Regions from separate parts of the Homo sapiens genome. Here region 2 is linked to region 1. The links are chromatin loops, found by intact Hi-C in ENCODE. Cell type or tissue: spleen. All regions are shown on one strand. Each heading gives the region's core, and the rest is flanking DNA. Links, peaks and the distances in the headings are about the cores only.

Region 1 (6,500 bases), core at 1-2,500:
TGGAGTCCCTGCAGGGCAGCAGCTGGGGCAGGAGACAGAGGGGATAACCGCAAGTGGTCTAGCTTGCAAACATTTGTGGTTTGCACACAGAACGGATGAAGCCTCTGCCCTGGCAACTTCTACCGGGTTCTAGCGGCATGAGAGTGTGAACTGCATCTGACTTTTCGCACTTCCCCTGCAGAGTGAGATGCTGTTGCACCTTCAAAGGTGTTGGTGAGCTGAGCCTGAGCTGAGCTGGCTGCATGTTGTTCCCTTGGGGATGAAGGTGACCCTCAGGGAACAGCAACAGGGCTGCTGCCCAGGTTTGGAATCTTCCAGGACTCAGGCTGACCTTGAACTGAGAATGGGATGGGTTAGTGGAGATATTAAAACCCATGATACTAACACTAATACTCTAAGGGAATTCAGGGGCTAAAAGGAGGTGGGATGAAAATAGAGTGTGGATCCTCATCCAGAAGAGGCTCCAGGCCCAGGTGCTCTCATCACTCAAAGAGTCAGTTGTCAGGGCGGCAGTAGTCAGGGACAATGGCCTTTGGGGAACAGGATAAGTCATTCCAGTTCCGGAGGCGAGACGGGAGAGCAAGAGAGCTTGGGGTAGGGGACAGCTCTGCATGGTAGGCCCTAGAGCCAAATATCTGAGCTTGAATCCTCACTCTGGATATGAATCTGGTGAGAGACCTTGGGTAAGTTTTTTAACCAGTCTGTGTCTCAGGGTCCTTATCTCTAAAGTGGATACATAATTACACCTGCATCATAGGGTTGCTATGAAGGTTAAACAAGATTAAAAACATAAGATGCTCTCAGACAGCAAGATCTAATAGAACTTTCAGTGATGATGAAATGTTTTCTGGGCTATCCAGTTCAGTGGCCACAGAGAGCTATTAAGCACTTGAAATTGACTCATGACACAGAGAAACTGAAGTTTTAATTGTTTTTACTTTAGTTGAAATTTAAAAAATTTAAGCAGCTACATGTGACAAGTGTCTGCCTTCTTGGATATTGCAGGCTTAGACCAATGCCTAGCAAGTAGGAAGTGTTCGGTGAAGGTGAGCTATTGTAAGCAGTGTGGGTCAGGAAGACTTAAAGACCAGACCCTTCCTCCCAACCTTAGTGTTTTTGGTGAGTCCCAGAAAGATGAAGTAATTTGTACAAAGGCACTCAGCCAGAAAGCCTGTTGGGGTTGGAGTCTCATCCACAGCTGGAACTACAGGCCTAACGAGAAACCTAAGACCATTTCTGAGTTACATCTGAAAGACAGAACACATTGGAGAAACATATCAAAAGCCTAGAACTTAGGACAGGAGTGGAAATGACCAGGAGTAGGGTGAAAATGGAGCCAGCCTGGGCATGAAGCTCTGGGTCTGGCCTACAGAGGGCAGAAAACGCTATGGAGCATCTGGTCACCACCCTCATTCCCTCTCTCCATTCTAACCCCTTCCTTCCAGAAAGCTTCTGGAGAGAGCATGGCAGCACCAATGGAAAAAAGCTTCATTTGTGTCAGATCTGAGCGACCTCTTGTGGCCACATGAACCACACTTGCCCTAAGGAGGGAATCTTTATTCATACTGAACTCTTATTCTCTGTGTACCCACCCATCCATCCATCCAGGTATTTGTATTTCTTTTTAGCCCTTGCTGTATGTCCAGTCCACCCCTGCCTCCATGAGTTCAGGAATTGACGGGCCTATACTGGGGTATAGTCTTCGTGGTTCCTAAAGCATTTTCCCCCGTGTCTCCATTATTCTATTTATCACACTGTGTTATGTTTATTTTAGTGTCTCTCTACACTTTTAGCATATGACCTCTTCAAAGGCATCATCTTTGCGTCTCCAGGCCTAGCACCTAAGTATAATTGTTAGGCGTTTTGGAGTCAGAAAAATATAGGTTATAGTCCTGGCTATGCAGCTTACTAGGCAAGGAACCTGGGGCAGTGACTTAATCTCACTAAGCTTCAGGTTTTAAATTTGTAACACAGTAATAATGACATCCAATTTCTAGTATTGTGGAGAGAATTACACTTTTGCACACATGGTATCTTGTACATTTGACCCTCCACCTGAAATTGGATTCTTTTCTGACTTCTGAGGAGCCTTATACCACCAATGCTATACTACCCTTTTCTCTCTCATGAATTCAGTCCTCCCAGCTCAACCGAATTTTTTCCATAGATGCTTCTGAAAGATGCTAAGATCTTAAAAACTCTTCTAACCAAACCAAACCAAGCCAGCAAGCTCACCTTGATTCCACACCCCCTGGGAGCCCCAATTCACAGCCACTCTAGTTGAGAAAGTGGTCTATGGTAGACCTTACAAGTTGGTATTCCGAGACACATTGGTGTATCTCAAATGGCTATAGGTGTTATAAAATATTGATTTCCTTGGCCCTCAGATCATCTGTGTGGGGCCACACTTCCAGCTGGGGGCAGCCTTGTGCAGCTGGCCAATGTCCACTGAGCTATAATTTTCTATATGTTCCACAAAGCAAAAGGGTTTGGCAAGCACTGGTGTGTGTTAGCTTACTCCTCACTCGTCTTCAACCTATTCCAATTTGGCTTCACATGTGATTCCTTCACATCTCTGGTCTATCCAATGGACAGGTTTTGTCCTCATTTTTTTTGGGTGCATGCTAATGTCATTACTGTGGGTTACTCCCTCCATTTTAAACCACTGTGAAGCAGCTCTCTCCTGGTTTTCCTACTATCTCTCCCAGTAACACCTTCCCGGGTTCCTCTACAGGCTCAGCCTCCCTCCTCTAGTGGCTATGAAGAAGTTCTTCATCCCCTGGCCCCATGCTCTTTTCTCTTTTCACTTTCCCTTTTAGTGAGAGTGTTTCTCTCCCTGGGAGGGTGCTCATCTGTGCCATGGTTTAAATTGCTACCTCTAATCCAATGACTCCCAAATGTATCTTTCTAGTCCAAGCCATAAGCCTGAGTTTCAGATCTAAGTATCCGACTGCTTACCTGAGAGCTCCATGTGGAGGTCTCAGAAGCTCCTTTTACTCAACCTGTCAAGGCTGAACCCAGCCTCTACCTCCCAACTTGGTCCTTTTCTGTTTCCTACATTATCCAACAGCACCACTAACCCTGATTGCGAGTCAGAAACGGCTTGTCATGACTCTGATTTTCCCCAAAGTGCAATATAAAGCAGCAACAATGTTGCCATTCACATGACCCTTTAAGATAATCGAAATTGTGTATTTGTGGGCACACATATGTGCTTTATGTTTTTCTTGTTTATTATCTCCCGACTGCCTGCCCTCACTGCCAGTCTGGCTAAATCTTGGTCATGTCTTAGATTTAAAAGTTTATATAACCCTTCCTGCAGAAACATTTTCCTGACCACTGTCCCCCACCCAGGCTGAGTTAGGTGCACATACCTCCCCTGTCTGAGGATTTAGCACTTACCCCTGGCACTGTAATTGCCTCTTGTGTGCATTTCACCAAGAGACTGCAAGCTTTCTGAACGCAAGGGCCTTTTCTGTCTTGCTCTTTGCTGTACCCTCAGTGCCTGGAAGCAGATGTTCGACACATATGTGTGGGATGGAGACTGCAATAAGGCAGAAGCCCCCTTCTCCCTGATCCTGCTCATGTACAGCAACAGTCAGTGTGTTGGCTGCTAACTGCCTTCTCACCTGCCCTCCTTCAGGTCCTCTTACCCTCTCTTATTCATGAATAAGTAGATTTTAGGGTAAGGTTACTTTACTAAAGGTGGTTGGTTGACTCTGAATTAGCTCAGTATCCAAATAACTCAGCACCTATTACTTTCCTTTGTGGCAATAGGAGAATGTCAATTTCTTTACAGGGACATCAATTTAATCCACGCTATTCCTTTGAATCAGAACTCCACACTCCCCTCTATTTCCTTACTTTTAATTTCATACATACCCACTGCATTCCTCCTCCTCGTATGTGCCATCATAGGCAGCATGTTAAGTTTTCAGTGTGCTTCAGATAAAACATCCTTGAGTGGAAATCTGTGGTTACCAAAAACAGCTTTAGAAATTAGGGAATGGCTCCACAGAAAGAACTGAAAATGGCTGGAGGCTCATTCTTGGCTGGAGATTGAGGAAGAAATGCATATATAATTAAAGTGATAAATTGGATTTTTTTTTGGTTCTCTGTTTACCACTGTCAAACATAATCTATTTCATGCATTTATATAGAATGCATAAAATAGGTCAGATTTAATTTTCTTCAGTTTGCTTGTTTTCTCCTCCAGTTCCTTGGGTAGATGCGGAACCCAGATGGAAATGGGAAGACTATAAAACTTGTGTCTTTAGAGGAGATAGTGGTAAAGGATTTATTGCACTGGACCCTGGGAGTTGGACACTCATGGGTGAGTGAAAGAGGCACCTAGGAATGAGCATGGTGTGTGAATCAGACAGGCTTGAGTTAGAATCCTGACTTTGCTGAATGAGGCTGCATGGCTTGGATTCCCTACTCATTCCTCTTCTCAAAGTATTCCTTCCTGCACTCATTCCCTCCATTCTTTCCCACCATCAATTTCTCTCTCCACTGGATTTTTTCATCTGTATACGGACATGCACAATAACATCCAAAGCAAACCAAACCTCTCCTTTGCCTCACTCATCTTTTTCAGCTTCCTCCCCATCTTTCTCCTCCCTTCCGTTTGGGCCGGAAGACTCACCCATACTCACTCTTTCCTCTTCTGCAATCCCTACTCACTCCCTAATAGTGGGTGATCTGGCCTTAGCTCCCACCACTTCACTGAACTGCTTTTGCTAACGACACAAAGGCTCCTGTGTTGCTGGCTCCAACAGGGGATTCTCTGCCCTCTGCTGACTTGGCCACTCTGCATTTGAACTGTTGACATTTCACGTTCCACTCTGAAATGCTTTTCTGTCTTGGCATGCATCACGTCCCCCTCTCCTGATTCTCCTGCCTCACTGGCCACTCCTTAGTCTGTTTGCTGGATCATCCTCTTTCTCCTGACACTAAATGCAGGGATGCTCAGAGTTTGCTATTTACACTGTCTCCCTATTCTCATGGCTTGAAATCATATGCTGGCGACACCCAAATTTATATCTCCTGATCTGGCTCAACCTCTCCCGAGGATCTTGGACCTGAATATGCAATTGCCCAGCTCTACTCCTCCACTTGGGTGGGTCACAATCATCTCGAACTTGACATGTCCAAAATAAAACTCTGTCCCTCTCCTCCTTGCTGGGAACGAATGAACAGATGCACAGACAATTCTGGCCATGGTTCCTGCTCTCATCCCCACCAGTCTTCTCAGCCAGTAAACAGCACCACCAGTTACTGAAATCCAAACCTCAGAGTCATACTTCACACCTAACCGATTCCCAAGTTCTATTGATTCCTCTTCAAAATATATCTCAAATTCACCTTACTCTCTCCATCTTTTCTGCCTCCATTACAATGGAGTTCCCCAATGTCCTTTGCCTACATTACTGTAAAGGCTTGTTAATTCTTTTCCTGGCCTCTGTTCCTACCCTCCTTTTTTCCATCTTGCACAGAGCAGACACAAGTAACCCAATCAGTGTAAACAGATCAGTGTAAATACTCCTCTGGCTAAAGCCACCCCCACCTCCATGTCTCTCCATTCCACTAAGAATAAACCATCCCCTCTTTTATAGCGCCCTGCATGCCCAGCCCTGTCTCTCTGGCCTGCCCTGAGGCTATGCCCCCTCTTACTATGTTCTGGCTGATGTTTCAGCTCTGTCAACACAGGGAGCACCTTTCTCTCTTAGGTGCTCTTCTCTCATTCTCTCTCTCTCTCCCTTTTTTTTTTTAAGACGGAGTCTCACTATGTTGCCCAGGCTGGAGTGCAGTGGCGCGATCTGGGCTCACTGCAGCTTCCTCTTCCCGGGTTCAAGCTCCTTCCTCAGCCTCCCGAGTAGTTGCAGTTACAGGCGCCTGCCACCATGCCCAGCTAATTTTTGTATTTTTTGTAGAGACAGGGTTTCACCATGTTGGCCAAGTTGGTCTTGAACTCCTGACCTCAAGTGATCCACCCTCCTTGGCCCCCCAAAGCGCTGGGATTACAGGCGTGACCCACTGCACCTGGCCCACTCTTCCCTTTGTCTCAGAGGCTCTTCCCCTACCCACTACCTCTCTTCCTGCCCTTTCTAAATAAATCAACAAATAAGATAATAAATAAATAAATGAATATTATTAAATATTCAAAAGCAAAAGGCATATGAAAGAACATATGAAACATTCGGGTACTCATCACCCAGCAGTTTTTAATTTGAAAATGTTGCCATATTTGCTTCAAGTTTTTGTTTTTCTTAAAGAAATAAAATAGCGCAGTATCAGCTGAAGTCCCATATATAATCCTCCCCAATTCTATTCTTTCTCCCTTCACATAAGTAACCCCTGAACCTGGTATTCATCCCTCCCAAGTGTGTTTCCATACTTTCACGACATACACCTGCACTGATCAACAATATATGGTACTGTTTGGAATAGTCACAATTTTATGTAAATGGTATTTCACTGTGGAGGACTCTGCAACTCAC
Region 2 (8,186 bases), core at 3,352-5,851, 210 kb before region 1:
AATTAGTACTAACTGTTTTGTGGCTAATTTTCTTGGGGTTTCAAGTAATTATATCATCATGCAAAAAATTATAATTTTATCTTCTCTTTCCAAAATATATACTTTCTAATTCTTTCTTCTCGCCTTATTACAGTTGCCTAAAAATTTCTCACATTTTGAATAATCGTTATGACTGTTAATTTTAACTTTAATTTTTAACATGAGGAGATTGAGAGATGCCTAAATGGCTGGTTTGTTTCTGGGTGTGTCTGTTTCCAGGAGAGATTGGTGGGTGAGTCAGTGGACTGAGAGAAGAAGACTTGCCCTCGATGGGGGCAGGCATTGTCCAACTGGTTGGGGGCCTGGTTGGAACAAACAGGAGAAAGACAGCAGATTCTCTGTCTCTGCTGTCTTTCCTCTGGAGTGGGAGGCTTTTCCTCCTCTTGCCCTTGGACATCAGGCTCCAGGTTCTTTGGCTTTTGGACTCTGGGACTTGCACCAGTGACCTCCCAGGGCTCTCAGGCCTTTGGCCCCAGACTGGAGGCTGCACGGTCAGCTTCCCTGGTTCTGAGTTCCCTGGTTCTCTTTAGCTTACAGGTGGCTGGTCGTGGGACTTTGCCTCTGTGGTCATGTGAGCAGCCAATTCCCTCATAAATCCCCTCTCATATCCTACTGGCTCTGTTTCTCTGAAGAACCTTGACTAACACAAGGCTCATAATAGCAGGCATCTTTATACGGTACCTAATTTTAATGGGAATGCCCCTTGTGCTTGACTTTTAGGTATGAAGTAAGCATTTTTTTATTGTGTCAAGGAAGTATACTTTTTATAGTTCTCTGATGTTTTGATTTTGTATTAATATCAGTAATATATGTGGAATTTCATCAGACCAAATGACTCTTCAATATCTATTGATATTATCCTGTGACTTCTCTAAATTTAATACATTATAATAAGAGATTTTTCTAAGGGTTTATATGCTTCACATAGTTTAAGCCATGTATGTATTTTTATTATGAATCCTACCAATGTCTAACACTACTTAATAAACCCTAATAATATCCTTCTTAATCTAATTTGCTAGAATAAATCCAGATAAATATTATTTTATTAAGTTTGTCTGGCACTCCTCATATTGGCCCCATTATTTCTATATGTGGTCATTTTCCTCCATTTTCTCATCCTTACAATGGGAGGCTTATGCCTGTCCAGCATGGGAATGGGTAAGTGTTCTCTCAGAGATTATGCATCCCTGTGAAAGCCTTTCAGTCTTGGCACAGGAAATAAGTTTATATTTTGTTGACCTTAACCACCTTAGAAGTGTCTTGGTGTATGAGAAGTAAGAAGAGAGGTGGCCATAGGTAGGCAGCCTCATCTCTGGCTGAAGGGCTCCTCCTGGGATTGTCACAGCAGCTGAAGCCCACCGGGGCAGGCAGCAGTACCCCTCCAGCCAGCATGGCGGCCCTCCCCAAGAGCAAACCTCATCAGAACCTCTGCTCCATTCTCCATGCCTTCTGTGCTGTGAACAAGTCTTGAGCATCCCTGGGACCACCCGGCCCTCCTTGAGAGCTCCAGCACCTGTTTCCTTCTCAAGGTGGTGGTGGAGTTTGAATTTGACACTGCCCTCAACAAAATGACAGTCTTATGATCGTCACTCATCTCTGGTCCCGTCACACCAAGGAGTGGAGTGTTTGTCCTCTTCTTTTGCATAGGTCATTTCAGCTGCAAGTTACGAAGGGAGAGTGTTAAATGCATTGACTCAGATTGTCATGCTGAATTGGAAACACTGGCTATTCCACTTGTATTGACTCTCAAGTTGAAAAGTGGGCCTTTTGTGCATTCAGCATGCCTCCCAGAGCCTAGCAAGGAGGGTAGAGATGGATAGGCAGCTTCTTTTTTCCAATCCATACTTGAGAAAATTTCAGCTGCATCAGCAGGTTACAAGGGAAACTACCTGAATGCCACCTGGGATTTATAGCCACCTGGGGGATAAGCATTTGTTTCTAATGTGGAATAAGATAATCTTTTCCTCCTAGCCTCTGGACAATAGAAAGGGAGTCTGACCATTTGCCAAACACATTGTGGAAGGGGAAAGTACGTAGAACTGGAGATTGGACAATGTCCTTAATACTCTTCCTTTACAGAAATTCTGTGACTAGTGTTTTATTTGACTAGAGATGGAGGGCTCCATCTCTCTAATCTTGAAGTCCTGAGATATGTGCCTGCTTGTTCAATGTCACCTAAGGCTTTTTAGTCAGTGTTGAAGGATGGGGCTGTCTTATGATCACACAGATATGTTTTATTGTCTTAAGGGCCTGACAAATCAGGGATACCTTCTAGTTAAATTCCTCTTTAAGGGCCTGAAGTCTCCTTAGTACTCAGCATGCAGTTCAGATGTTTCCCTTTCTCCTGGGAAACAAATAGGATTCTCAAATTGTGACTTTGTTAATTGTTCTTAAGCAAATTGCATTAAAATTTATATGCACCTTTCCAAGAGAAGATAAATTACACATGTTAAAGGAAGGAGAAGAAAAGACACAGTGATTATGAAATTCCTCAGAGAAAGGTTCTTTGTTCTTTGCGTGCCTCATAATCTATCTGTCAGAGCAGACCTGTCCATTCAGCAGGTCTAAGATGGCAGTGAGTTATGATTGGGGGACTCAAGCTTATCATCCTCATTCTCGGGAATATAATTGAAAGGTCAGAATACTTCCCCTTTGAGAGTTATCCAGCTTTGCCCAGGGGCTTGGCTGTGGTCCATGGGTCTTTAACTTGAGGACAGGGGGAAGGTAGGGTAGGGAACGTGGTCTTAGATTTCTCAGATATTTGAAAATAACTTTATCTTCGGTCAAAATCTGGAAACTGTACACATTACAATCAAGTGTTTCTTGGACTTTCTAGGGTAGAGGAAAAATGGGACAATGAAATAACTCTTTTATTCTTTTATGTCTGTTGGAGTCTTGAAACTCTCATCACTTTGCCCCGATATCATTCAGTCGGGCCCAACCTGAGCAAGAGAACATCTCTGATTTGATAAGCTTCTAAAGTAGTGTACATATTGCATTTTGACCACAATAAGACAGATTATGCAGAGTGCTATGAGACAGAGACAGGCCTAAAGAACTTCACTTTCTTTTTCTTTTCTTTTTTTTCTAACATAAAAGGCTGGGCAATTATTCAGGCATTGCCCATGCCACTCCTGACCTTGTGCAATTGTCCAGAAAGTCCCTGAGCCCAGAGCTGGGTGCAGGCTGTGCCTACAGCAAAGTCCTTGGGGGTAACCGGTAGCCTGTGGGGGAGGGGTACTGTTATGACCTCCTTTTACAACTTTCGCAAGGGCAGGCAATCTGGATCAGTGGAGTTAGCTAATCATAACTTCCTCAGTTATTTTATAACTCTGTGCCTCAGTTTCCTCTTCTCTAAAATGATGATAAAAATAGAATGTACTTTTTAGAGATGTGAAAATTAAATGAGGTAAAACTGTTAGGAGAGTTTCAGGGCTAGAGTAAGTGCTTAATCAATCATTATTTATGACATTATTACCTTATTTGGATCATTGAGGAGTAAATTTCTCTCTATTCTTGAATAGAAATGCTTAATAATCAAACAATTTGGTTTCTAAGTGAAGATGAGCTTTTAGTGGGAAATTTACAGATATCTTATGCCTCCCCTTCTTGCCTATACAAAGCCTGTATTCTTGGTTGGGACACCAAGAGCCTTATAAACTTTGCTTAAGCACAACAGAGAATATTCACAAAGTCTCTTAATCTCATCCAATTCCCATGAGAAGGAACACTGTTACATAGTGATGACAGTGGATCTCAACTGCATCATGAATTCTTCCCAAGAGACTCCTGAAACATTTATTTTATGGTAAAGATGCCTTCCAGCAAGATTGACTATAAAAAGAATTTTCTCTCTCTCATTGACTTGTTTTATAAAATCAGAGATATGATCTCATGGAAGAAAATCTTCCAATTGATTTGACAAAAATGCTTAGTTAAAGAATGAGTAGATGATGTGTTTGTTTTATTCCACAACTAAATTGTAAGTTCTTAAAGGGAAGGGAGCTAGATTCCTATTTTTGTAGATTACAAAGATTCAGTACATCGGACTGACCTGGTGGCTCATGCCTGTAATCCTAGCTACTTGGGAGGTCAAAGTGGGAAGATTGCTTGAGCCCAGGAGTTTGAGGCTGCAATGAGCTGTGATCGTGCCATTGCACTCCAGCCTGGGCGACAGAGTGAGACCCTGTCTGTAAAACAAAACAAAACTAAACAAGAATAGATTTAGTACAGGACCCTAAAATGTGCGGGGTACAGTAAATGTTGACATGGGCTGACCAGGTCCGAATAGTAGAAACAGAATATTTTTGAAACTTTTAAGAAGAAAATTCGCTTATGAAAAGATAATAATAGATGTGCCTAGATGTGGGAGTGAAGACAGTAGCCACACTCACTTGACTCTGCCTTTCCTAGAGGGCCCTGAGGGTGTCCTTTAGTGTTTTGAGGGCCTCTGAGAGGGCGTGACCCTGTTTGATTGAAGATGAGGCTCCTGAGACCAAGTGACTTAACCAAGTCTATACCAAGTTATTTATGGTAAAATCAGGACTAGGACTCAGACCTTTAACTGAACATGGAGATTCCAAGATCTCCCTTCTGCTTTCTCTGTATGAAAGGAATTTTTCTTATTTTGATTTATACCTGAGACTAGTATAATTCCACATCAACCAGCTCCTGTTAAATTTCCTGTGAAAGGAAGTTGGATGCAATATCACAATTGACCAATAGATGTCACTATATGCCATATTATTGTGCATGTGGCCACCTGTCTGAAATTTGCTTGAATTTCTTAATTGGGGTGGGGTCTGCAGACTTCTGGGAATCACTGGATCTGTTTGGGAGACACAAAAGAACTATGAGAATTTTAAAAATTGTATCTTAAGCTTGATAAAAGTTTTATCAAATCAAGAGTTATTCGACCTGCTATAAAGGCAAAACTCTTACTTGAAATCTTTTTTGATAGGAAAAAAGGGATGTTTTTCAAGTTGAGTTCCCTGGATGAGAAGTGGAGTTAGTGGGGCTGTGAGGAGCCCCTAACTTCTATTCAATTGGCAAAACCTCCCCTTCCACTTCATAGAGAGGAGTCTGAGGGATTGAAGGGCATGAGATTTGAAGTTCAACACAACTGGGTCTGAGTTCTGGTTCATTCATTAGCTGTCTGATCTTGAGTATGTTATTTAACCTCGTCTAGCCCCACTTCCCTCAGCTGTAACATAATGACACTGATCATATGGTGTTGTAAGGATGAAATGAGACGATATGTGAAAACACAAAGATTAACTGTCATTATTAACTATGACCATTTCACTTTACGAAGGCATTTTTATAACTAAAAATGCTTGGAAAGTACTAACTAGTCCAAGTTTCCATTTTAAAAATGGGACTTAAGAGGCCAAGTTATTTGGTTCTCTGATTATGTTTTACAATTTCATAATACAAGTATTTATGTAAAACAAGACATGCCTGTTCTAAATCTTTTACAGGTGTGTCCCTCCCCACTTGGGGAAATGTGATATGTCCCTATTCAAATTTATCAAACTGATGAAATACAAAATAACCCTTCACTTTGTAATTTAGCAGGCTAAATAATCCAGTTTATTTGAAACTTTTATCTTTATTTTTTTCTGTTTATAAAAGTATTCTAGAATAAGTGTGCAAAATTTCAGCAAATGATGTGTTTAAGTAATGATTTGATTGATGTAGTTAAAATATAATTTAATAATTAAATATGGATGTTTTCATAACTTTTCAACCACACAGTTTTAATGTTTTGATTTAGTCGATTCATTTATTAGGCAAATATTTTCATTGGGAACATTCATATTCACCGAATACATGTATAGGCTGCTAAGTGAAGGCTTTAATGGAGTGGGAATTCATGAATACTTGACCTTATGATGTCGGTTGCTCTGATAAATTGTTAGCTGAAAGAATAATTCAAAGTGTTGTGGGTCTACACTTTGAAGTAGAGGTTGAAGGCCTCTACTGCTGCTGCCGACAGAGGGCGCAGGCAGGTTTGTGCATCTTCTGAGCAGGTGGGGTGCTGTGAGTTACATCTGGGCCAACTACCCATTCAGGAGGCACACCATCTGGGGCCATGATACTTACTGGTACCCATGAAAATGTTTTAATTTTAAGTTCTTTTGAAATACAAAGAAAAAATAAATATAAGAATAATGAATATAATAAGGAATCCAGCTTACATTACATTTTGCCTGGGAAACAGCCAGACTCCATCTCTACAAAAATAAAAATTAAAAATTAAAAAAAAAAATTAGCCAGGTGTGATGGCAGGCACCTGTAATCCCAGATACATGGGAGGCTGAGGCAGGAGAATTGCTTGAGCACAGGAGTTCAAGGCTGCAGTGAGCTATGATGGCACCAATGCACTCCAGCCTGGGTGACAGAGCGAGATCCTGTCACAAAAAAAAAAAAAAAAAAAAAAAAAAATTATGGAGGTGAGGCTCTCTAAGGCCAGAGTAGCTAAGGCCCATGAAAATTATAATGTGACCTGAGCTACACTTCCAAAAAATGTGGAGTCCTAAGTTTACTGTAAGGGGAGAGGGGGATGAGGGAGAAAGTTGGAGGAAGAGGGAGTTGCTGAAGGCAAACTCGGCCTCGGGCCTGGGACACACGATAACCCAGAGAGTAGGGTGAAGGTTTAGCTCACCTGGGCTCTGACTGACTATATGGGAGGTGACCTGGGAGTGTAGGAATTATTTTAAGTTACAAAACTGTTTGTACAAAGACCTTTCTGACCTCATAGCTGCCAAGCTCCTAGACTTTTACCTGCTTCCCAAATCTTCAAAAACAGGCCGTTTTATTCGCCTCGCTTGCAGTCTGTAAAATGTCTTGCTGCCTATAAAATGTCATAGGTCTGGATTGGAAAACACAGGGTGGGCAGGCTGCATGATTCCTCCCCATCTAGGCCTAGGGAGAGCTATGTTTCAGGCTAAGTAGTAGTGCGGGTCGACTTTTCCCTCCTTGGAAAGTTACCATTGGAGGAACTCTGAGACTTCCAAGCAGGTATCTCTGCCTGAACATGAGGGGAGAAAAGAGATCACCCTCTGGGAAAAGAGCAGGCTTGCTGGTAACTCAGAGGACACTTTCTGACAGGCAAGAGAAGAAAGCTAGGTTTCCAGTCTGTGGCTTTTCTCTCTCCAGTGACAGTGTGTTCTGGCACTCCCAGATATGATTGCCTGGTTGCTTAGGGATGGCGCCTGGACCCTTGGCCTGGCGTCTTTGAGGGCTTCCTTCTGGGAAGAGAGAGGGCAAGTGAAGCAGGCTAGAACACGGCCATCTGGTGGCACTGGGCAGTCGACCAGCATCCCCTGCCATCCAGTGAAACACCTGTGAGACTCATGGGGTGGGATGGGAAGATGGGGTTGGGGAGGCTCTGCCCTCAAGAGCTTTGGTGCCATGCACCCATCCAGCCCCAGAGAGAGGGGCAGCAGTGGAGCAGGGGCAGAAGTCTAACAGTCACTCCTGACAGCTGGGGCCAACAGTGAGCCTGGAGAGACCTTGGCTGTGGAGGGGGGATGGAGGTGGCAGGTGTGCCTCTCAACGGAGGGAATAATGGGGATGCATGTGTACAGATACGGTCTGGCTTTTCTGGGGCCAACACCACTCCTACCTGCCTCTTGGCGAACAGGCTGCATCCATCATGTTAGTCTCTTAGGATTAGGTGATGGCTTTGGTTATTTAACTCCTGGGGTGCCTTGTGCCCTGAGGACACCATGCTGATCTTGCTCTCTGGCTGGTGGGTGGGTCCCTTTACTGGCTGACTCTGGGGGGGCAGCAGGGGAGATGTTACTCTATCATTCCTATGCTGATTTATGGCTTCATCTTTTAGTCCTTATGGAGTCAGGTCAGGGGACACAAAGATGAGTAATATATGGTCTCTGCCTTCAAGGAGCTCAAAGTCTGTTGGGAGAGAAAAAAAAAAAGAAAAAAGACTACTGGCACGCAGTGACAAATGCTGGGCTAAGGCCTGCCCAGGAAGGGGACAGCTGCTGGGAGAGGTGTGTGCAGGGGCAGGGTGGGCCTCAAGACAGGGAAGGTGGGATTCCAAGGGAACACAGGAATCGGCCAAGTGGGAAGTCAGGGAGGAACATGTAAAGCTCTGGTGCCATCAAAACCCAGAGGCA

What was found. Peaks named below come from ENCODE experiments on the same cell type or tissue, not always from the same donor. Only the 100,000 strongest peaks of a DNase experiment are listed, where the experiment ranks them.
Region 2: a loop joins it to region 1, with 5 times the contacts of the local background. A loop is called at or near these places in 83 of 110 quality-filtered maps.

Annotation. Positions count from the first base shown.
Region 1 is chr1:159,794,013-159,800,512 of GRCh38, reverse strand. LOC105371464 (a long non-coding RNA gene) reads left to right here. Exons shown (of 3, transcript XR_922195.2): 3 at 1-32. It also overlaps a transcript of FCRL6 not described here. Among named protein-coding and RNA genes, the nearest start is that of FCRL6, 5.1 kb to the left of the region's middle. RefSeq lists an enhancer at 1,320-1,614. In spleen, for the core only: CTCF peaks have their summits at 1,314 and 1,516 (motif pointing left); a DNase peak (open chromatin) is centred at 164; H3K4me3 peaks cover 177 bases; H3K27ac peaks cover 909 bases.
Region 2 is chr1:160,004,369-160,012,554 of GRCh38, reverse strand. The region is part of intron 3 of LOC124904436 (a long non-coding RNA gene); the gene reads left to right. Among named protein-coding and RNA genes, the nearest start is that of PIGM, 24 kb to the left of the region's middle. In spleen, for the core only: CTCF peaks have their summits at 4,547 and 4,747 (motif pointing right); no DNase peak of the experiment used is centred there.